Regions from separate parts of the Homo sapiens genome. Here regions 1 and 2 are each linked to region 3. A link is a loop called in an ENCODE intact Hi-C map of the cell type or tissue named here. Cell type or tissue: Caco-2. All regions are shown on one strand. Region 1 overlaps MAP6 (microtubule associated protein 6). Region 2 overlaps DGAT2-DT (DGAT2 divergent transcript). Region 3 has its middle 20 kb from the start of MOGAT2.

Region 1 (8,000 bases), 50 kb after region 3:
AGAATGAGATTCTTTGCAAGCCCTTGGTAGAATGCATTACTTTAGTCACTTGTTCATTCAATTCATATTTGTTGAGCTCTTCCTACAAACAAGACTCTGAGCTAGGCTCTGGGGATATGACTATGAAGTCATATCCCCAGATTGGGGTCATATCCCCAGGGATTGGGACATGCTGATTTACTCTGTGTCAGCTCCTACTTCAATAGTAGGGAGAAATGTGATGATGAAGATGATGATAATGATGGGGATTGTGGTGCTGATGGGTGAGGAGGAGAGGACAGAGCAGCAGAAGCATGAATGCTCTTAAATAAGGAAGGTCTTTAGGGCTAGGAGTGTGTGATGGAAGGGAGAAGTGTTCTGAAGAAAAGGTAAGGAACACAAGAGAAATTAGTAATCACAGCTACTCATCTGGTAGCCATGGTGCAATGGACCGATCAAATGGCTTGGGATCAGAAAACCTCAGCTTAAATTCCAGCCTTTCCATTTACTATTTCTGTGACCTTGGTAAAGTTATTTCAAGTCTCTGAGCCTCAATTTCCTCCTTCAGAAAATAGGGCAGTATGATACATGCCATAGGATATAGGATACGAACATGTGTAAACTCTTAGGTCCTTGCAGTTATAATTCCTAAATATTAATACTCAGAGGTGAGCATGGAATCTGAATGCACACCAGTCTAGACACCAAGAGAGCAGTCACTCAGGGAACAGACTCTGAACTATGTTCTTGGATTACAGCCATGAACAAGACAAAATTCATCATGGAATGAGCAGTGTAATGACAGATAAGGTGTCAAGCGTGCATTTCAATAACTAATTATTAAATTTAGCTGTGATAAATGCTTGGCAGGGAAAGTACAAGGTGCTAACAGAGCATTTAATGGGAGCTGACAGGCTAACCTAGGTGAGGAGTTGGATCTGTCATCTGAGGAAGTGGTGTTGGAGCAGAGCCTAAGGTTAAAGATGAACCTTGAGGCCAGCTTTGCCTCCTATGTGACCCTAGACAAGTCTCTCCTTCCTGCTTCATTGTCCTCATCTGTTACTAGGGGTTGGCCCAATTTTTTGGGGAGTCCTTCCCAGCACTACGGTGCCACACTCAGAGATCCCTGTAAAGGCCTGGGTGCGTGATGTCAAAGCATGGTCTCACGTTGGAGTGGGGAACACAGGAAGGAGCACGACGGATCTGAAAATCCGATGACATTGAAGAGGGAGGGAGCTCATGGCCAAAGAATCAATTCCATCCATTCGATACTGCTCTCATTCCCGCTTAAGTGTCTGATGGTGCCTGCTCCAATAAATCCTCAAAGCATTTTCTGGGTTTTTTTGGAGAACTTAACAAAAATACATCACTAAGAAGGGTAAAACACACATATTTTCACTATCCATAATTTTAAAAATTAACGTTTTATTATATTTGAGGCTGGGTGCGGTGGCTCACACCTGTAATCCCAGCACTTTGGGAGGCCTAGATGGGTGGATCACGAGGGCAGGAGTTCAAGACCAGCCTGGCCAAGATGCTGAAACCCTGTCTCTACTAAAAACACAAAAATTAGCTGTGTGTGGTGGTGCGCGTGACTGTAATCCCAGCTACTTGGGAGGCTGAGGCAGGAGAATCGCTTGAACGTGGGCGGCAGAGGTTGCAGTGAGCCGAGATTGCACCACTGCACTCCAGCCTGGGCAACAGAGCAAGACTCCATCTCAAAAATAAATAAATAAATAAATAAATCATATTTTCTTCTAGTCTTTTATTGTATTAAAAAATATTTTTTCAGGTAAAGTTGTTATTTTTCCCCCCCACTAGGCCCAGACCCATTCTGCTTCTTCCCTTGCCCCCTGGGCAGTCATCACTGTTATAAAGAGGTATACTTTCATGTATACCTCTTCATCCATGAGCTGTGTAAGGCCTTGCATTTATGTGTGCTTTCTGACATGGCATCCTACACTGTGTATCATTCTGTCACTTTGTTTTTTTCACCCAACATCACATATCTTGAGAAAATGCAAACACACACATATACGTAAATACCCATACATATACAGATCGTTCTTTTTAATGGCTGTATAAATCTGCCATCATATGACAATATCACATATTATTTATTTCCCTATTTATGTTTAGGTTTTTGTACATTTTTACTATCACAAGCAATGTTGCAGTGAATATCCTTATACATGTCTAGCTGTGAATATATTAAAGGGTTAGAAGAGAAATTGTTGGGTGTTGGGTTATGCACATTTTGTATTTTATTAAATGTTGAAAAAATGTTCTTTTTACTGGCTGGACCCATTTATACTTCAACTAATAGTATATAAAAGTACCCCCTTTGTCTTATAATGTCAGACTTAAAAATTTTTGCCAACTTCATAATATGGAAATGTTTTGTTTACTTCATATTTCCCTGATTTTGAGTCAAATTAAGAAACTTTCCATGTGTTTATACACAATTTGCATTTCTTCTTCTGTGAATTGCATATTCCTACCCTTTCCCATTGTCCTATTCAGGTGTTATCTTTTTCTTACTTGCCTGCATTGATTCTGATTACTAATCTTTTTTCTGTGGTTTGTCTTTTACCTTTGTTTATAGTATCTTTCGTCATGCAGAAATTTTTCATTTTAGTGTATTCAGTGGACTTAGTCCTTGCCTTTATCATTTATTTTTTATTGCTAATGTAAGAAATGCTTCACTATCCCAAAGTTATAAAGGCACTATTTTCTTCCAATAATTTTCTGTTTGTTTGTTTGTTTGTTTGTTTGTTTTTAGACAGGGTCTCACTCTGTTGCCCAGGCTGGAGTACAGTGGCTCAATCACAGCTCATTTGTGTTTCGACCTTCCAGGGTCAAGCAATCCTCCCGCCTCAGCCTCCTGAGTAGCTGGGACCACAGGCATGCACCACTCCACCTGGCTAGTTTTTAAAATTATTTTTGGTAGAGACGAGGTCTCACTATGTTGCTCAGGCTGGTCTTGAACTCCTGGGCTCAAGCTATCCACCTGCCTTGGCCTCCCAAAGTGTTGGGATTACAAGCTTGAGCCACTGCACCCAACCTCTTCTAATAGTTTTAAATTTTGTTTTTCACATCTAGATGTGTAATACATCTGGAGTTCAATTTTGTGTATAGTGTGAGATAGAGTACAATTTCCTGTGTTTCTTGTATGTGGGAAGTCAAGTATCCCAAATCCGTTATTTGTCTGACAGGTAATTCTTTTTTCCTTGATTAAAAAAGTTCCCACTATTATATAGCAAGTTCCCTCATTTGTTTCTGGATCTGTTTCTGGGCTCTGTATTTTGTTGGATTGGTCTGTTTGTCTTTTTCTAAAAAAAATGCCACACTTATTTGTCATAGCTTTGTAATACGCTTTGATTTTTAACAGGACAGATCTCTTTTGGTTGTTCTTTTTCAGAATTGTCTTGGCCTTTCTCAGACATTTATCCTTTCGTATTTATGTTGGACTCAGTTCTCAAGTACTGCAAAAAAATACTGTTGGGATTTCGATTGGCCTCAGGTTAAATTTATAGATTAATCTGAGGATTAACATCTCTATAATACTGCGTCTTTCTATGCATAAACAAGATGTCATTCCCTTTCCTCAAGTCTTCTTTTATATTCTTCAAAAAGGTCTCTTTTCCTTGGGATTTTTCCTATACGTTTTCTAGATTTTGTTGCTATTATGAATGAGTTTTTTTCTGTTATCATTTCTACTTGGTTGTTGCGGTATGTAGGAACAGCGTTGTTATGTCTTTTACCTTTGAACTTGCTAATTCTTTTATTAATTCTAATATTTTCTCCTTTGATTCTTTTTCTTTACTCCTTTTCGATGCATTTCTGTCTTCTATTGAACATTTTTCTGTATTCCCTTCTACGTGGAAGTTACACATTCATTTTTGTGGGTTTTTTTTTTTTTTTTTTTTGATCAGGTGGGTTTTTTTTTTAGTAGCTATTCTTATTTTTATTTAAGAATTAAAAAGTAAGTTTCAGCCGGGCACAGTGGCTCATGCCTGTAATCCTAACACTTTGGGAGGCCAAGGCGGGGATCACTTTGAGGTCAGGAGTTTGAGTCCAGCCTGGCCAACATGGTAAAAAAAAATCGTCTCTACTAAAAATACAAAAATTAGCTGGGCCTGGTGGTACATGCCTGTAATCCCAGCTACTTGGGAGGCTGAGGCAGAAGAATCACTTGAACCTGGGAGGCGGAGGGTGCAGTGAGCTGAGATCATGTCACTGCACTCCAGCCTGGGTGACAGAGCAAGACTCTGTCTCAAAAAAAAAAAAAGTTTCAAATTAATCAAGCTCTACTGCTCCCAATTTCCATGTTTTTCTTGTCTTATATTTTACCTCATCTTTGCTTTATAAATCCTCAATTTAGAAATAATTAGTAATACAATTTTTATACCCAATGCTTATTTAGATTTGCCCCCATATCTACTAATATTTTACTCACCATTGCTTCTTTTTTTTGAGATGGAGTTTTGCTCTTGTTGCGCACGCTGGAGTGCAGTGGTGCCATCTCGGCTCACCTCAACCTCCACTTCCTGGGTTCAAGTGATTCTCCTGCCTCAGCCTCCCGATTAGCTGGGATTACAGGCGTGTGCCACCACACCCAGCTAATTTTGTGTTTTTAGTAGAGATGGGATTTCTCCATGTCAGGCTGGCCTCGAACTCCCAACCTCAGGTGATCCGCCCACCTCGGCCTCCCAGAGTGCTGAGATTACAGGCATTAGCTACTGCTCTTGCCTTTTTTTTTTTTTTTTTTTTTTTTAATAGAGATGGGTTTTCACCATGTTGCTCAGGCTGGTCTTGAACTCCTGGGCTCAAGTGACCCGCCTGCCTCGGCCTCCCAAAGTGCTGGGATTACAGGCGTGAACCACCAAGCCCAGCCAGCCGTTGCTTCTTGAATCCCACTCTTTTCTGCTGAAAATATGGCCTTTGCCTGAAGGATCTTTATCTCACTCTCCTGCTTTAGAGATAGTATCACTGAGAGAAGAATTCTAGAAAGACAATAATGTTTTCTTAGCACTTTGAAGATACCATTCTATGGTATGCTGGCCTCTGCTGTTGCCTGTGAGAAGTCTGCTATCACTGTAATTGTCCTTCCTTCCTATGGAATCTTTCCTCTTTGTTTTAAGATTTCTCTCTGTGTTTGCTGTTTTGCAGTTCACTATTATGCATCTAAGTATGGACTTGCTTTTATGGATCATGCTTGAGACTAGTTATTTTCCTGAATTTGAAGACATGTAACTTTTTCCATTCCATGAATTTCTCATCTAGTATCCCTGAATAATGCCTCTCTTTATTTCTCTATTCTTTCCCCTAGAACTTGTATTACACATATTTTATTTCTTCTCAATATATCCTCCTCGTCTTTAAACCACTCCTTATTTTTCATATATCTTATCTATTTGTGCTTCATTCTGGGAAATTTTCTCAGTCTTTCACTAATTTTCTCAAATAGGATATGTACCTCATTCAGTAAAATTGTAATTTCTATGATACTTCATTTCTAGAAGTTCTGTTTGATTTTTCAAATATGTGTATTCTTCATCATGTCCTATTGTTTCACTATGTTTTCTTTTTTGTTTAAGTCTTTAAGCTTTTTAAACACATTTATTTTGTAGTCTAAGTTAGATGTTTTCTCAAGTTCTTTGGATGTTAATCCTCATGGCAGATCATTTCCTCATATGGTTTTAAGTTTTTATTGTGGATTGTGAAAATGGCCCTCTGGAGCAATTGTGCTTTCATTCCTGAGAAATATTTCAGGGTTTCACTGGTCTGGGGTTCATTTTTACCTTAATTCCTCAGCTTGGAAATTCTGTACTCTGTGGGTGCTGCAAATAGGGATTCCACACCCATGCATGACTCTCACTTAGGGTTTTGATGGATAGTGGCAGGTTCCCCGACTCCATCCCACCCCCACCCAGAACCCTAAACAGAAAGGGACATCCTTAGACTTCCCTGGGCCAGTGACTCCATTACACCGTGGGGCAACCTTTGTGGCCCTGCTTCATGCATGAGTTTCAGTTCCCACTCCCCATTCTACAGAGGGCCAGGTCTCTTCTCCTTGCCTTGCCGTTAGAGCTGATACTGGGGTCCAAAGTGTCCTCTCGGCAGCAGTGCAGTCACTTCTCACGTTTACTGCTCTGACTCAGAGGTGCCTTCATTGAAATCCTTGAGATGAACTGGATGCTGCAACAGCTGCCCTCTTGGGTTTAGGTGTTGTTCCTGTATGGAATCCATGCCTAGGTCTGTGGCGTACAATTTTTAGGTGTCTCATTCGACCAGTTCCAGAGGTATTTCAGCTTTTAGCTGCCTTTACTGCTCTGATTCAGGGTTTCCTGCATCTGAAGATTCTCTTTCTTTGGAGCTCATCTATGAATATAAAAAAGACTTATTATATTTTACTATATTTTATGTAGCATTTCTATGCATTTTGTGGGGGAGAGGGGAGCTTAACTCAGTCAACCAAATTTTCTTTCTTAGATTTTCTATATAAATCATTGTATTATCTGCAAATGATGACAATATTGTCTCTGCCTTTACAATCTTTCTTCCTCTTATTTCTTCAATTTTGTCTTATATCACTGTCTAGGAATACCAGTACAATATTGCAAAGTTTTTGTCATAGTCTATTGTAGTGGATGAATAAATACTGTGTACTGGTAAACTTTGGTATCAGGCACATCTGGATTGAATCCAGGCTCTGTGACTTAATACCTCTGGTATTAAGAGATAATAAAGATAATAATGGCATTTACCATGAAAAATTATTTTTAGGATTAAGTGAATTACTATATAAACTGCTTGGATTAGTACCTGACACATAACAAAATTAATACCATAAATATTAACTATTAGCAGCAGTAGTTGTGGTAGTAAAAATAATGGTAACAGCTTTGTGTACATTATATCTAGTCGTCACAACTCTGTCAGATAGATAGATTCAGAGAGGTTGAATACCTTACCCAGTATCACACAGCTAATAACTAAAGGCTTAATTTTCCTGAATTGGTACTCTGAAGCCTATGTCTTCCCCTCCCTAGATCATGTGCCCTTTATGGTAGTGATTTATACACTATTGCAAAATCAGGCCCTGGGAAGAGTATTTGCCAAATCCATCAGTAGAAAACTGGAGAAGAGGGGCCCTGGAACCAATGTTTAGCACTCCCGAGCAGATTGGGAGAATTCTGCCCTGTCCCAAGCCTTGAGAAAGACCTCAAAAAATGAAAAATAAGTTTGTAACCATGCACCTCTAAGAATAGAATTGTTTTCTAAGATGTTGAAATGCAAATTGGTATATATAGAATCAGAAACTGCCTAAGAGACGGGCTGCTTTTCAAATCATCCATCTATTCATCCATTCACTCATTGAGGGCTAGAGCTGGACTACCTGGGTTCTAATCCCAGCTCTCCTCCTTAATAACTTGGGGGAGCTCTTTACCTTCTCTGAGCCTCACCTTCCTCATCTGTAAAGTGAGAAGTATCATAACAGCACCTACCTCATAGGGGTGGGGATTAAATGAGTTAATGTGTGTAAAGCACATAGAAAAGTGCCTGGCAACATAACATGTGCTCAGGAAATGCTAGCATTTATTCTTATCACTGTGTTCAATATACAGTCAAGAGCCTTTTCTGAGTTCCATTTCTGGGACTGCCAGGATGGAGTTGTGAGATGTGTGGAAACTGCTGTGGATGTGCAGTAGTGGCTAGTTCTATCAATTGTGAGTGTCAGAAAAGACTTCACAGTTGAAGTGAGGTTTGTCTTCTACATTTACAAAGGTTTTCCTCTTTGCCAAGCACCTTACTAATCTTTGGGGTTGTAAAGCTAGAAAATCCAGGATCCCTGCTGTCAAGGAGCCTTCATTCTGGATGAAGAAACAAATATGTAAATCAAGGATTTATAGTATAGGCTCATAAGCATACAAAACAAGGCAAGATTGGGTTGCTATAAAACACAAAGGAGGGACATCTGCAGTAGTGTGCTGGCAAATGTGAATAACCAGCTCTGC
Region 2 (8,000 bases), 66 kb before region 3:
TAAATCTCTCAACCGTGTTACTGGGCCCCAAGGCCCGAATTGGCCAAGAGTAGAAAGAAAAGCATTCCAGGCAGAGCTCCCAGCATGTGGTGAGGCCATGAGGCTGGAAAGATCTTAGTGCCTTTTAGGAAACTGAGGGTAGGCTAGTGGCATGCCACATGTGGGGGATGGGGGGAGACATGGGGACTGGTAAGTGCAAAGGCTGGGAGGTAGAAACAGGTGTGGTTTGTTTTTGGGCAAAGAGGAGTGAAGCCAGGAGGATACTGAAGGTGCCAGTAAATCCTGGCATCCTCTCCTCAGAGAGGGTGCTCTTGGAGGCAAGACTCCTGCTGGCCTGGAAGATCCCAGGTCAGTCTGTGGCTCGTGCCTGCTCCAGAAGGGTCTCCTGTGGAGGAGGCCTGGGCTGGAACTCATGGCCCACCCACTCACCCTGGGCAAGTCAGTATCGCTATCTTGTCTAGGTTTCCTTTTCTGCATTATGAAATGGAGGTGACAGTTTCTGTTTTGCTGACTTCACTTGAGTATTTGAGGATGAAGTGAAATCACAGCATGTAAAAGAGTGTTATCACTGTGCTGTAATGTAAGAGATCATTGTCTTAAATGGCAAGATTTGGGGTTACCAAGGCCTATTTGAAACATTCAGATCCCAAGTTCATCTACTTCAGCACATTTTTGCTATGCACCTTCTCTGGGCCCGGCCTTGGTTAGGACACAGAGAGTAATCGGACTTAGTCCTTGGCTTTGAGGAGACCCAATCGAGAGATGGTGTCCTAAAGCCAATGATCCCAAGACAGCCAGCCTGTGGCACAGGGTAACATGGAAGGCTATGCCAAGTTTGGCCTTTCCCCCTGTGCTGTCACTGTCTGCCTGCCTCTCCACGGAGCCAGGCGTTTCCCAAGGGCAGGAACCTCATCACTCTATGTCCCAGTGTGGGCCTAGCTCGGCATAGACGCTTAGTCCAAGGTGGATTGCCCCCTGAAAAAGTATAGTAGAGTCATAGAGGAAGTAGAGGGAATGGTAAATTGGGAAGGTCAAGAAGAAGTGATATTGCTGCAGACCTAAGATGAGAAGTCTGATTCTGTGAGGCAGGGGGAAAGGGGAAAGGTGTCAGGCAGAGGGTACAGCATGGACAAAGGCCTGGAGGTAGGAACCCTGTGAGCACCCTGGTGTGGCTGAAAGAAAGATACAGGCAGAAGAGGGGTAGGAAATGAGGCTGGAGAGGTTGACAGGGCCCAGATCTGAACGGCCTCGTGGGTCCTGCCAGGAAGCTTGGACTTCATCCTGTGGGGGGATGGACCAAAGGAGGGGTGTGAGCAGAGATGCACCTTGATTGGATTGGTGGGTTAGAAAGATAAACTGGGGCCCAGCGCGGTGGCTTACGCCTGTAATCCCAGCACTTCGGGAGGCCGAGGCGGGTGGATCACGAGGTCAGTAGATCGAGACCATCCTGGCTAACACGGTGAAACCTCCTCTCTGCTAAAAATACAAAAATTAGCCAGGCGTGTTGGCAGGTGCCTGTAGTCCCAGCTACTCGGGAGGCTGAGGCAAGAGAATGGCGTGAACCCAGGAGATGGAGCTTGCAGTGAGCCGAGATTGTGCCACTGCACTCCAGCCTGGTAGCCTGGGCGAGAGAGCAAGACTCAAAAAAAAAAAAAAAAAAGGAAGATAAGCTGGGTTGTTGGGGTGGAGGTGGGTGCTTGGGGAATAGGGCCATAAAATCTGGTCCCCAGCTTGGGCCCTTCCTGTGTGGGAACATCTGTGAGAGGACGCAGAGGTGAGTCCAAGGGCTGAGAGGCACAATTGCTTACTTCTGTGCCACCTCACAGAGCAAGCAGCCCCTGGCATCCCAACTTCTAGAACACTCCTTCCCCTTGGCCTCCAGCCGCCATGCCCATGGGTACTGCTTAAACAGCTTGGTCCAAATTGGATTTGGAAGGAAAACCAGACCCAAACTTAGAGTAGCCTGGAAAGGAAGTTTCATGGCAGCTTCCTGTGTCCTGGGACTGTTTTCCCCTGTGTGAGTTTGGGCAAGGGGGACTTACACCAGACTCTGACTTCTCCTGGCCCCCTCCCATGCTTCTTGACATTCCTAGCCTCCTATAATGACCAGCCCTGACCTTCCTGCAGGTGTGTGAGCAGAACAGCTTGAGAATGTGTTCTAGGACCTGGTTACCTTTCCTTCATCATCTCTCAACCCATGTGTATATTGGGAAAATCAGAGACCGGTCAAGTCATGCCTCCAAGAAGGGCTTGACCAGGGTGGGCTTTGTGGTCCCACCAAGAAGCTTGGACTTCATCCTGTTGGGGGATGGACCAAAGGAGGGGTGTGAGCAGAGAGGCATCCACAAGGATGGCTCATCCTCCACCCACTTCAATCACCAGTGTTGTACAGCCATTGGGGATTACACGTGCAGCTTTGTAGCTTGTGAGAGGTTTGACGCATGCACCTCTGAGATATGCTTCAGTGATAGCAGTCTTAGCTCCTCCATTGCACACATGAGGAGGGTAAGTGGCCAGCCTATAAGGCAGAGAGGACACTTGCCCTAAGAGAGGCACAGGTAGAAAGACAGAAACAAACGTGTATCAAGCTCCCTGCTCTGTGCTAGGCCCTGGCTTGTGTGAGCTTGCCCAGTCCTCACAGCCACCACACAAGGGGTGATCACCCCCACCGCTTTGCACATGGGGTGCAGGGAAGTAAAGTGACTTGTCCTGGATCACACAAGGAGTAAGTAGTAAAGCTGAGATTCACACCAAGTCTTCCAGAGCCTCAAACCTGTACGCTTTTCCTGCCTCCCAAGGCTGGGAGAGGGAGCACCTGTAACAGCAGAACTACTGGACGAAAGCAAATTCCCATCCATCGCCTCCACAGCCCTGGGAGGTTAGTCCCATTTTGCAGTTGGCAAAATGAAAGCTCAGGGAATCCAATAGCTTACCAGATGGGGTTGGGATGTAACCAGTTCTCATGCCACAAGGCTAGGGCCCATTGGGGTTAAACTCCTTTCAGTGCTCAACTCACTTGGAGAGTGGGCGGGCAGGGTTCTGGCAAGCAGAGGCAGCCTGGCATGGCCCTCTAGCCTGGAAACTCACCCGCCTCCTTACTCACAGGAATTTGCCAGCCAGAGCAGCTGTGTGGCATGGCTGCACTCCTCTTGGAAGTCTTTGCCTCCCACGTCCAAGCCCCCTACTCTCCCTCTTCCTGGTGGCTTCCCCACATGCTGCTGCTGCTTTGTGGTCAGGGGCCTGATGGTATATAGTCTTGGGTGGCAGGCTACAGAGTCTGGACTTTATTCTCAGGGCAATGGGGAGCCATAGAGGTTTTTAGCAGGAGTTTTATGCTTTAGAAAGATCATTGTCCAGGCAAGAACATCTTTAACTGTCATCTCCATGGCACCCTTCCTAACTACCTCTACCTTATATTAGTCAGTGTCCCTATGGGAAACAGCCCACCCAAACTGGGTAATTTGAGGACAGTTTAATACAAAGACTGTTTGCAAAGATGTAAGCAGGCTATAGAGAAAACTCAAGGGATGGTGCAGTAGCCCAGGACTAGTCACCTCACAGGGGATCTGGCCTGAAGGACTAAGAGAAGGACACTGCAGGTGCAATGGGGGCTGAGCGGAGAGGGCTGCCACATGGAAGCTGTGGCCTTTGCTGAAGGGGCACAGACAACCCACAGGGACCTGGGTGATATTGGATGGAAGGGAGGGAGGCAGATGAGAGGAAGGAGAGAGATAATGACGACAGAGCCTGAACTGAAGGGGTGGCAAGGCAAAAGAGAAGCGAGGGTGATTTTGAGAGATGCTGAAGCTTTAGAGTCTCTAGGATTTGATGGCATGGATGTAGGGCTGAAAGGAAGGAAGGGGGTGATTGAAGATGGCTCCGGGTTTCAAACCAGAACCCAAGAGCACAGACCTCCCAGCTCTAAGGTCAGGCCTTAGCAGAGCTTGGTAATGGCCTTTGGCCCTATCTTGTGTGACAGGTCTGGATGACAGTAGAGGAATAGGGCAGGACTGAGACCCTTGGGAGCAGCCCCAGGCTTGTTTTAGAAAGTTCTGTTGCAATGTGTACAGACAGCTCCCCTTGCATCATTCTGCCTGCTTATTTCTTACTCAACTCTCTCAAGGCCTCTTCCCTGCAGGAATTGGGGGGTGGGGTGAGGGTGGGGGAGGGGATATTACACAGAGAGCTCCCAGTACATTCATTTCTCATCTGCCCTTCTATCTGGCCGACCTTTCCTGAGACCCCCCATCCTTGTGCTGGGTGCTGTGGGTACAGTTCTTGCTCCTTAGGGGCATTCTGGGGGAAGAAACAGACACCTAAAATGACAATTATTATTCAGCAGTAGTTTCTAGCTTTTTAAAAGCAGTGAAACCATTTCTTTTTTTCTTTTTTCTTTTTTTTTTTTTTGAGACGGAGTCTCGTTCTGTCGCCCAGGCTGGAGTGCAGTGGCACAATCTCGGCTCACTACAAGCTCCACCTCCCGGGTTCACGCCATTCTCCTGCCTCAGCCTCCCAAGTAGCTGGGACTACAGGCGCCCGCCACCACATCCAGCTAATTTTTTTTTTGTATTTTTAGAGACGAGGTTTTGCCATGTTAGCCAAGATGGTCTCAAGCTCCTGACCTCGTGATCCGCCCATCTCAACCTCCCAAAGCGCTGGGATTACAGGCGTGAGCCACCGCGCCCAGCTGAAATCATTTCTTCAAATACAACCTTGAGAGCCCAAGAAGTGACAGGGATGACAGGCTGCTGGGGTGGTCCCACAGTTCCTCAGGGTTTGTCTCTCACTTGCCCAGCCCACACACCCTATCTCCAGGGCTCTGTGGAACACAGTTTGAAACTCCTGCTGCACAGAATAGCAAGTGCAGGGCCAGGGGATGCACTGAAGACGGGCATTCAGGTGGATGCCCCCTGCACACTGTGGAAAGGCACCCTGGTGGGCTGGCACCTGGTCAGACCCATCTTCCTGAGCAAGGGCACTGGACAGGTTTGTTGGTGGATCATTTTTATATGAATACATATGCCTAGACAAGGCCCTTCTCCTGGTCCATCCACCCAGACCCTGACTTGGCCCCAGACTGAATAAGCCCCCACCTTGCCACATGTTAATGTTGCTTACTGTGTTTGAGCCTCAGTTTCCCTGTGCTCCATCCAAATGGGAATAGGTATCTTCCTCCTAGGGTTGTTGTAAAGACTAAAATAATAAATGTAAAGTGCCATATGGGCACAATGGCTCATGCCTGTAATCTCAGTACTTTGGGATGCTGAGGCATGAGGATCATTTGAGCCCAGGAGTTGAAGACCAGCCTGGGCAACACAGACAGACCCCATCTCTACCCAAAAAAAAAAAATTACCTAGGCATGGTGGCATGTGTCTGTAGTCCCAGCTACGTAGGAGGCCAAGGTAGGGGGAGGGGAGGATTGCTTGAGTCCAGGAGTTAGAGGCCGCAGTGAGCTATGATCGTGTCACTGCGCTGCAGCCTGGGCAGCAGAGAGACACCCTGTCTCTAAGTGAATGAATGAATGAATGTAAAATGCCCAGGACAGGGCCTGGCATATAGTACTTGACAAATTGTTACCAGTAGAAGTATTATGATTGAAAATAAGGATTAGGGTGACAGGTTTGCCTGGAGCTCTGACACCTTCTCCAAAGGGCTTTGAACAAACATAAAGGGAGGGAGAAGAGTAAAATGCCTGAGAAGGCAGTGGAACTGGAGGATACTAGAAATGACAAAGAACCAGGCATCTTAGCATAGGAGATGACCACAATTCACAAAGGAAAATGCAGTATGAGCAAGGGTCCTGGAAGGAGCAGAGGCTCAGTAATAGTAGCCTTAGTCAGAGGAAACTGGAAATGTTGCACGCTTGACTCAGCATGTCTTTCCTAAGCAAAGGTCCCTGTGGCAGCCCCTGGGCTGCCCAGTGCAGAGATGTGTAAGACCCAACACTGCTCTCAGGTAACCTGTAATCCAGGGAGGATTGAGCACTTTTGAGCATGGACAACAGTAATACAGGGAGGAAGTTAGAGCTGTTAGTAAAAGAGGGTTCTGGGGGAATCAGGAACACTTTGTGGAGAAGGAGTGGGCAATGAACTGCGCCATATCTACCTAAATAAACCACTGTGCTATAATATGCTGTGGCAGTTTTCAAACATTAGCAGAGGGCTGGTTAAAATATAGCTTTCTGGGTTCCACCCCCAGAGTTTCTGATTCAGTAGGTTCTGGAGTGAGGCTGAGAATGTGCATTTCTAACAAGTTCCCAGGACATGCTGATACTGCTAGTTTGAAGCCCACATTTTGAGAACCGCTGCTGAACTGTTTTGCAGTGAGACTACAGTGGAGCATGGGACTGCTCTGCTGTATTAAATTGTTCCAACTGCATCTCAGAGAACCTGCAGATTACAGAATCTGTAATCTCTAGGAAATGCTGTTCAGCTGGAGAAGCGTTGGGAGACTGGAGGTGGGCTAGTGCCATCCTGATTTTTCCAAAAGGAGAAGCAACAGTTTTCATGAACTATAACAGGCAATATAACAGGTGTTAAACTTCAGTGAGTATTTACTGTCTGCCAGTTACTATTCTAGGTTCCTTACATGGGTGGATTTAGTTAAGCCTCACAACAACCCTTTGGAGTAGATACTATATGAGTCCATTTTTCAGATGGAGAAATTGAGACACAAAGAGGTTAAAAAAAATTGCCCAAGGTCACACAGCTTAGGAAGTGGCAGAGCCAGGATTTAAGCTGAGATGGTCTGGCTCCAGAGACCATGCTCTATAATAGCTGCAAAATCCTGGCCATATTCTGAGGTCAGTTGTATAAACTGCATTCTATAAATGATGCTCTGTAACCCTCAAGAGAAAAAACAAACAAACAAAAAAACAAAACCCTGAGTTGTCAGGAGCTACGATTGAGTCACCGAGGAGGGGTGGTATCCATATATCAGTTTTCTTTTCAATGGCCTCTCTAGATTCCCAAACTGGCCTAGGACTAGGTCTATGGTATCAGCAGAGTCCTGAGCAGGGAGGTGATCAGCAGGCCAGTGTGGGCTCTGCTAGGGAGGAGGAGCTGCCTCAGGTAGGAGTTCATTCTAGAGTGGTTTCCTGGTCACTCCAGGCTCCACCTCAGCCCGGCCTTATGGATTTTTTTTTTTTTTTAAGTAAGTGACCTGAACAAGGATGCTGACATGAGGCATACAGGAAACACAAAGAAAGGCGGAAAAGCAAATATTTTGGGTGAGATAACTGGGATTAAAACACCCTGAAAGCCTGTAGATGAATGTGAATTTGCAGGATGGTGTTGATGAGGAAGAACTATAAAGTCAGGCTTTAACTGAATGTCTCTCAGCCTCTTTCTTTGGTAACTTTGGCCTCCCCCAGGCTGCTGGGTATGCTGGGTCATGAAACTGAATAGGGTTGGGTTTTTTTTTTTTTTTAGGCTGACTCTCTGAGAAAGATTACTTGTGCTCATGGACACATACAAAAACATTCACACTGATACCTCTATGCCCAACAACCAGGAAACAGTTCTCTCCTTCTCTCTTCTGCCTTGGGCCATGCCACCTTGCATAGACAGCTGTACTATCCTCTTCACTGGTCCCCTGTCTCCAGATTCCCAGAATGAGCTTCAGAACACAGAACCCAACCATTGTTTCTCGTGGCTCCCCATAGTTCTTAGGATGAGGCCCCAGCTCCTTAACTTGGCATTCAAGGCCTCACATCATCCTGCTCCTGCCACTCTCTCCAGCCGCCTCCACTCCTCTCCCACCGCCATGCTCTAATGTGGGTCCAGCTCCCTAGGCCCATCAGGTCACTTGCCCTGCCCCTGAACGTGCTTTTCCACCTCTGGGTCCCTGCCCACACTGTGCTCTTGAGCTCAAGCCCTTCCCCAAGCTCCCCCTTTTTCACACCCTGTCCATCTGTCCTGTCTTGATGCATCTTCCTCCAAGAAGCCTTCTTTACAACCACACATACCCCTTTTTAAAACTTTCACTTAAACTTTAACAC
Region 3 (8,000 bases):
TTGTTTTCTGCTCACATTTTAGCATCAATTTTTTTTAAATCAGGGCTTGAATATTTGTGTAAGTTCTTGAAAAATTTATGGGCCCAAAGCCATGAAGCTATAAAAGGTCCCTGGGTCTCTGCAAAGAGGCCAGGCCTCCCAAAGAACTTAGGGCTAAGTCACACCAGGGCTGGGTGGCTGGGGCGGGAGAGTGGCAGGCTCCTCACATCCATAGGTATCCAGGCCACACCTGCTGTGTCACAGAGGGCCTGGGGATGAGAAAAAGAGAGAAAGAGGTTTGAGCCTGGGGATCCCTCTCCAGTGGGATCCAGGAAATCCTGAGTACCCAAACCCCCTCTGGTATACTTCTGCTGTCCTCTCCTGCCAGCCCTGACACCACCCCCTCTCCCCGCCCTAGTGATGCTGGCTCAGACTCAGCTCTCTTGAAGCTTGGCTTCTCTAAGAATTTATGGCTCTGAGCTAAGTGAAGAGAGGTCAGAGCCACTGGCTCTCTCATATCTCAGTCTTATTTTCAATACGCCATTTCCCCAGCACTCCAACATCACAGGGCTTTGGGGAATGAATGGAGGCTATGGGGTCAGAAAAGCCTGGATTCATATGCTGGTTCAATATGAATGAGTTCCATGATTTGGGATAAGTCCCTTCCCCCGTCTGAGCCCTGATTTCCTCATCTGCAAAATGAGGTAAGTAATACCAACTTATGGGTGATAGGATGAAACCACTAGCACCATGCTTGGCAGTCTGTGTAGGCACTTGATAAAGAGGAGTTTCCTCCCTCGCAACTTTTGGCCCACAATCTCATCGGTCACAGCGTTTGACCAACCCTGTCCTGGCTTCCTTTCCTTTTTCAAGAGTCCTTGCCACCAGGGTACCTGGGATGCCTATGTGAGGTACCCTATGTCAGGGTACCTATGTGAGAAAGGGCTGGGAGGTCTGTTTGCTTTATAGCTGATGCGTGCCGGGCACAGTGCTGGATGCCTAAGCAGGTAGTATTATCACTCTTCACCTGCCTGACAGACGTGTTGATCTATTCCCAATAGGCTCCGCTCCCTCACTTCTACCGCTAGTACGTCCAGCGTGCCGCCACTCTGCAGAGGTGCAGAAGGCAGAAAGCAGATCCTCTTGGCCAAGTTCCAAGCCACAGTCCCCCATATGCATCAAAATCAAAATCGATTCTAACTAAAACCTATTTCCCCTGACCATTGCATTTGACCCTACCTACTATTTTACTATTTAAGTCCAAGGGGAAGGCATATTTTTTTAAATAGAAAAAAATGTAATCACTTAATTTCAGCACTCATCATGAAAGATTTTGAGTTAGCAAATCAGTGTAATGGATTGCAGCTAATGCATTTTCCTTCCAGAAAGTAGATGGCTGGTATCCAGTTTCCATCCAAACTGCAGTCACTCTGCAAAAGATGGAGGCACAGACTTGGCCCACTCTTCTCTCCACCAAAACTTACTGTGATGTTCTCACATCCACATCTCAAGAAATCCCAGGGTTGAACATACTGCTCTACAAGCAGGGACCAGGGGCTCTAAAGTGCCTCCCAGTCACCACTCTCCTGATTGATCATCATCATCACCACCACCACCATCAGCAGCATCCCCACCACCCATCCGTCATCTGTGAGCACCTCCTGTGCATCAGGCAGGGCCCAGCCCCATAACGTTGCTATGAGGTTTGTACTGTTATCTCTGTTTTCCAGAGAAGATGACCAAGGCTCAGAGAGAATAAATCATTTCTCCAAAGTTACCAAGCTGGTAAGAAACAGGGCTAAGATTCACCGCATAGTCACTCTGACTCTAAAGCCCAGGTTTTTCCTACTGTAAGATAATTTCTGGCCAGGCACGGTAGCTCACATCTGTAATCCCAGCACTTTGGGAGGCCGAGCAGGCGGATCACAAGGTCAGGAGTTTGACACCAGCCTGACCAACATGGTGAAACCCCGTCTCTAATAAAAATACAAACACTAGCCAGGCATGGTGGCATGCACCTGTAATCCCAGCTACTCAGGAGGCTGAGGCAGGAGAATCGCTTGAACCAGGGAGACAGAGGTTGCAGTGAGCTGAGATTGCACCACTGCACTCCATCCTGGGTGACAGAGCGAGACTCTGTCTCAAAAAAAAAGATAATTTTTCTTCTGTTTTTCCTTTTATCATCATGATCTACTTTTTCCTTTGCTTGTCAGCCCTTGTCAGTTTCTCCTGTCCAGTGCTGCCTAATTTTTGGCATGCCCTCAAGATTGTCTTCTGTTTTCACGTACATGTTTTCAACTATAACCTCTGTGATGCACTTGTGGCTCCCCCATAGCACTACTTACTACAATCTATTTAAATTTACGTCTAGTACTCCCCTCCCATTCCCTCCAGATGTGTAGTCTTGATGGCCAAGACTGTCTATTGGTCACCGCATCCCTGAGGTCCAGGGCTTGGCTCATGATTTACTCAAAAGTTTATGGGATGAATCAGTGAACAGATGCATGCATAGGTGGATGAAAAGACAGATGCATTGATAGAAGAGTGGAAGGGTGAATAAGACATTAATTGATGGTTAAGGATCGCTCTAAAATCTACATTCCTAACCCTCTTCATTTCCCTCCATCCCTATATCTCCAAATGTCTATCAGAAGCTTCTACTTGGCTCCTCTGCTGTCATCTGAAACTAAACCTGTGCAAACCTGAACCCCACCCTAGCTAATTCCTGCTTATCTCTTTTCTGCCAATGGTACAGTACTGTTATTCCTCCCAGTGCCCTCCTGCATGGGTTCTTTGATTGATTCATTCTGTCAACGTTTTTAGTTTGTTTTTCTTTTTCTTTTCTTTTTTTGCTATCTGCTATGTGCCAAACACAGTTCTGGGGAATAAAAAACGAGTAAGTAAGACGGGCAAAATCCTGGGGGATTCCCCCAAAGGAATTTGCAGTCAACAGTGGGTTGGAAAGTGGGATATCAAACAATAAGCAAGTAAAAAATAAACAAGATAATTATAGAGCGTAATCAGTGATACATTAAGGAAAGAGTGTGATGAAAGACAACAGATCTCATACCAGATAAGAGGGGTAAGCAGGGCTTGTTTGAAAAACTGATATGAAGCAACACCTGAAGGACAGAATACACCAGTCAAGTAAAGAGCTGAAAGAAGTGCATTCCAGGCAGAAGAACCAGCAAGTTCAAAGGTCCCTGGGCTGGGAAGCGCCTGATGTGTTTCAGGACCAGAAAGGCAGCTGTATGACTGGAGGGCAGTGAACAGTGGGAGACTACAGGGGAGGAGGTGTTTCATAGACCTGTGCAAGGTTATGCAGGGCCTTGAAGGCCCTGGGAAGGAGTACAGATTTTATTCTAGGAGCAGTGGGAAGCTACTGAAGAGTCTTAAAATGGGAATGACATGATCTCTCTGGCAAGTAGGCAACAAGCTACTCCCCAAAAGCCCCAGGTGCAGATGATTCATAGGTGAGTTATGTCAAGGCAGTAGTAAAGAGATAACTCCAATTCCATTTGCACCGTTACAGAGCACAGAGAATGTAAGCATCCACACGCTTTTTATGAAGTCATCATGGCTAGGCATGGTGGCTCACACCTGTAATCCCAACACTTTGGGAAGGCAAGGTGGGGGGATCCCTTGAGGCCAAGAGTTTGAGACCAGCCTGGGGAACATGATGAGTCCCTGTCTCTACAAAAAGTAAAAAAAAAATGCTGGGTGTGATGGTGGATGCCAGTAGTCCCAGCTACTTGGGAGGCTGAGGTGGGAGGATGGCTTGAGTCCAGGAGGTCGAGGCTGCAGTGAGCCATGATTGTGCCACTACACTCCAGGTTAGGTGACAAAGCAAGACCTTTCTTTAATAAATGAATAAATATAGTCATTGTGATACTGTTGGCCATTCTAACAAGGTGCAGTACAAAGAAATGGGCAGACCAAGCTTATTTATGAAATTAATGCAAAAAATCTTTAACATCTTAGTAAGTAGAATTCTGAAGCACATTGAAAGAACAACACATCACAACCAAATTGATATTATACCAAAAAGGCAAGAATAATTTAATATTAAAGTGGAAAAGGCATGATCATCTCTAAAAAGACTGAAAGGTATTTGATAAATTCATTAATTCTTGATTTTTAAAACACTTTTTTAGTCAAATAACAGTAGATGTACAGTTTCTAAATATTTTATGCCAAAAGTCAACATTATGCTTAATGGTGAGATACTGGAAACACTTCCATTAAAGTCAGAAAAATTATTCTAGAGATATAAGAGGAACAATTGAATAAGAGAAAGAAATGAGAGGTATAAAAATGAGAAAGGAGGCAAAATTGTCATTATGTGAACAAGCCATTCAAGATAACCTATGAACTACTAAAACTAGGAAGTTTAGTATAGTTGCTAAATGGAGATCAATACATGCAAAAATTTTAATAACCATGTTGTTTATGATTACAATTAAAATGATAAATGTAATTTTTAAATATGTAAAAGAAGCACTGAGGCTGGGCATGGTGGCAAACACCTGTAATCCCAGAGCTTTGGGAGGCTAAAGCAGGAGGATTGCTTGAGACCAGGAGTTCAAGACCAGCCTGGCCAACATGGCAGGACGCCATCTTTATGAAAATAATAAATTAAAAAAAAAACAAAAAAAGTAAAATAAAACAAGCACTGAAAATATATTAACATCACTAGACATCAGGGAAATACAAATTAAAGCCATAATATGGTTTTAATATTGTGAAAGGATAAGCAAGATCAATAGACCACTAGCAAAATTAACAAAGGAAAAAAGAGAGAAGATCCAAATAAGCACAATCAGAAACAACAAAGGTCACATTACAACCAATCCCACAGAAATACAAAAGATCCTCAAAGACTATTATGAACGCCTCTCTGCACGCAAACTAGAAAATCCAGAGGGATGAATAAATTCCTGGAAACACACAACCTCACAAGATTGAATCGGGAAGAAATTGAAACCCTGAACAGACCAATATCAAGTCCTAAAATTGAATCAGTCGATAAAGACCTACCACTACCACCAACAAAAAAGCCCTGACTCAGGTGGATTCACAGCTGAATTCTACGAGACCTACAGAGAAGAGCTGGTACTAATTCTACTGAAACTGTTCCAAAACATCAAGGAAGAGGGAGACTCCTCCATAACTAATTCTACAAAGCCAACGTCACCCTGATACAAAAACTTGGCAAAGACACAATGAAAAAGGAAACTACAGGCCAATATCCCTAATAACATAGATGCAAACATCCTCAACAAAATACCAGCAAACCAAATCCAGTAGCACATCAAAAAGTTAATTCAGGCCGGGCACAGTGGCTCACGCCTGTAATCCCAGCACTTTGGGAGGCCAAGGCAGGCAGATCACCTGAGGTCAGGAGTTCGAGACCAGCCTGGCCAACATGGTAAAACCCCATCTCTACTGAAAATACAAAAATTAGTCAGGCATGGTGGAGGGTGCCTATAATCCCAGCTACTCAGGAGGTTGAGGCAGGAGAACCGCTTGAACCCAGGAGGCAGAAGTTGCAGTGAGCCGAGATTGCACTATTGCACTCCAGCCTGGACAACAAGAGCAAAACTCCATCTCAAAAAAAAAAAAAAAAGTTAATTCATCATGATCAAGTAGGCTTTATCCATGGGATGCAAGGTTGGCTCAAATACTCAAATCAATAAATGTAATTCACCACACAAACAGAATTAAAAACAAAAGCCATATGATCATCTCAATAGACAGCAAAAGCTTTCAATAAGATCCAACATTCTTTCATGATAAAAATCCTCAACAAACTAGGCACTGAAGGAACATATCTCAAAATAAGGTAATAAGAGCCATCCATGATAAATCCACAGCCAACATCATACTGAACAGGCAAAAGCTGGAAGCACTCCCCCTAAAGAACAAGAACAAGTCAAGCATACCCACTCTCACCACTCCTGTTCAACATAGTACTGGAAATCCTAGCCAGAACAATTAGGCAAGAGAAGGAAATAAAGGGCATCCAAATAGGAAAAGAAGAAATCAAATTCTCTCTTCACTGATGATTTGATTCTATACCTAAAAAACCCTAAAAACTCTACCAAGAGGCTCCTCGACCTGATAAATGACTTTAGTCAAATTTCAAGATACAAAATCAAAGTACAAAAGTCAGCAGCATTTATATACACCAATAGCATTCAAGCTGAGAGCCAAATCAAGAATGCAATCCTATATACAATCATCACACAAAAAGTAAAATAGTTAGAAATACATCTAACCAAGGAGGTAAAAGATCTCTACAAGAAGAACTACAAAACACTGCTGAAATAAATCAGAGATGACAGAGCAATGGAAAATATTCCATGTCATGAACTGGAAGAATTAACATAATTTAAAATGGCTGCACTTCCCAAAGCAATCTGCAGATTCAATGCTATTTCTATATTTATATTCAAAGCAATTTGATTAGATAAAAGAGATAGAAGAAAATTAGAAAAAACTCTTCTAAAATTCATATGGAACCAAAAAAGAGCCCAAATACCCAAAGCAATCCTAAGCAAAAAGAACAAAGCTGAATATATCACATTACCCAACTACAAACTATAGTATAAGGCTACAGTTACCAAAACAGCGTGGTATTGGTACAAAAACAGACACATAGACCAATGGAACAGAATAGAGAACTCAGAAACAAAGCTGCACACCTACGATCATCTGATCTTTGACAAAGTTGACAAAAATAAGCAATGAAGAAAGGACTCTCTATTCAATAAATGGTGCTGGGATAGTTGGCTAGCCATATGCAGAAGCATGAAACTAGACCCCTGCCTCTCACCATGTACAAAAATTAATTCAAGATGGATTAAGGATGTAAATCTAAGATCTCAAACTATAAAAATCCTAGAAGAAAACCTAGGAAATACCATTTTGGACATCAGCCTTGGCAAAGAGTTTATGACTAAGTCCTCAAAAGCAATTGCAAAAAAAAAAAAAATTGATGAGTGAGACCTAATTAAACTATAGAGCTTCCACACGGCAAGAAAAAAAATTATCAGCATCGTAAACAGACTACCTACAGAATGGGAGAAAATATTTGCAAACTATGCATCTGACAAAGGTCTAATTCCAGAATCTATAAGGAAATTAAACAACTCGACAAGCAAAAAACAAATAACCCCATCAAAAAGTGGGCAAAGGACATGAACAGACACTCCTTTCGAGAAGTCTCAAAAGGAGATATACAACAAACATATGAAAAAATTCTCAACATCACTAATCATCAGAGAAGCACAAATCAAAACCACGATGAGATACCATCTCAGACCAGTCAGAATGGCTACTATTAAAAAGACAAAAAATAACAGACGCTGGCTGGGCTGTGGAGAAAAAAGAATGCTTATACACTGCTGGTGGGAATGTAAATTAGTTCAGCCACTGTGGAAAGTAGTTTGGAGATTTCTCAAAGAACTAAAAATGGAACTACCATTTGACCCGGTAATCCCACTACTGTGTATATCTCTAAATGAAACGAAATCATTCTACAAAAAAGAAACATGCATGTACATGTTCATTGCAGCACTATTCACAACAGCAAAGACATGGAATCAAACTAAGTGTCCATCAATGGTGGACTGGACAGAGAAAATGTGGTACGTATACATCATGGAATACTATGTAGCCATAAAAGAGAATGAAATCAAGCTAGGCGTGGTGGTTCATGCACTTTGGGAGGCTGAGGCAGGAGGATTGCTTGAGCCCAGGAGTTCCAGACCAGCCTAGGCAACATAGTGAGACTGCTGTCTCTACAAAAAACACAAAAATTAGCCAGGCATGGTGGTGCATGCCTGTGTTCCCAGCTAGTTGGGAGGCTGAGGTAGGAGGATCACTTGAGCCTGGGAGGTCAAGGCTGCAGTGAGCCGAGATTGCGCCACTGCACTCCAGCTTGGGCAACAGAGCAAGCTCCATCTCAAAAAAAAAAAAAAAAATGAAATCATGTATTTTGCAGCAGCAAGATGTATGTT

What was found. A loop is a pair of places that touch in the nucleus more often than their neighbours do. Peaks named below come from ENCODE experiments on the same cell type or tissue, not always from the same donor. Only the 100,000 strongest peaks of a DNase experiment are listed, where the experiment ranks them.
Region 1: a loop joins it to region 3, with 6 times the contacts of the local background. A loop is called at or near these places in 2 of 110 quality-filtered maps.
Region 2: it touches region 3 in a loop (4-fold over the local background); 21 of 110 quality-filtered maps call a loop at or near these places.

The regions. Positions count from the first base shown.
Region 1 is chr11:75,643,256-75,651,255 of GRCh38, reverse strand. All of the region lies in intron 1 of MAP6 (microtubule associated protein 6), which reads left to right. Among named protein-coding and RNA genes, the nearest start is that of MAP6, 22 kb to the left of the region's middle. In Caco-2, no CTCF peak of the experiment used is centred here; DNase peaks (open chromatin) are centred at 4,875 and 6,105.
Region 2 is chr11:75,759,121-75,767,120 of GRCh38, reverse strand. DGAT2-DT (DGAT2 divergent transcript) reads left to right here. Exons shown (of 4, transcript NR_046090.1): 2 at 2,128-2,878; 3 at 4,577-4,986. Among named protein-coding and RNA genes, the nearest start is that of DGAT2-DT, 5.5 kb to the left of the region's middle. RefSeq lists an enhancer at 347-566. In Caco-2, no CTCF peak of the experiment used is centred here; DNase peaks (open chromatin) are centred at 4,040 and 7,060.
Region 3 is chr11:75,693,556-75,701,555 of GRCh38, reverse strand. No RefSeq gene overlaps it. Among named protein-coding and RNA genes, the nearest start is that of MOGAT2, 20 kb to the left of the region's middle. In Caco-2, no CTCF peak of the experiment used is centred here; a DNase peak (open chromatin) is centred at 3,205.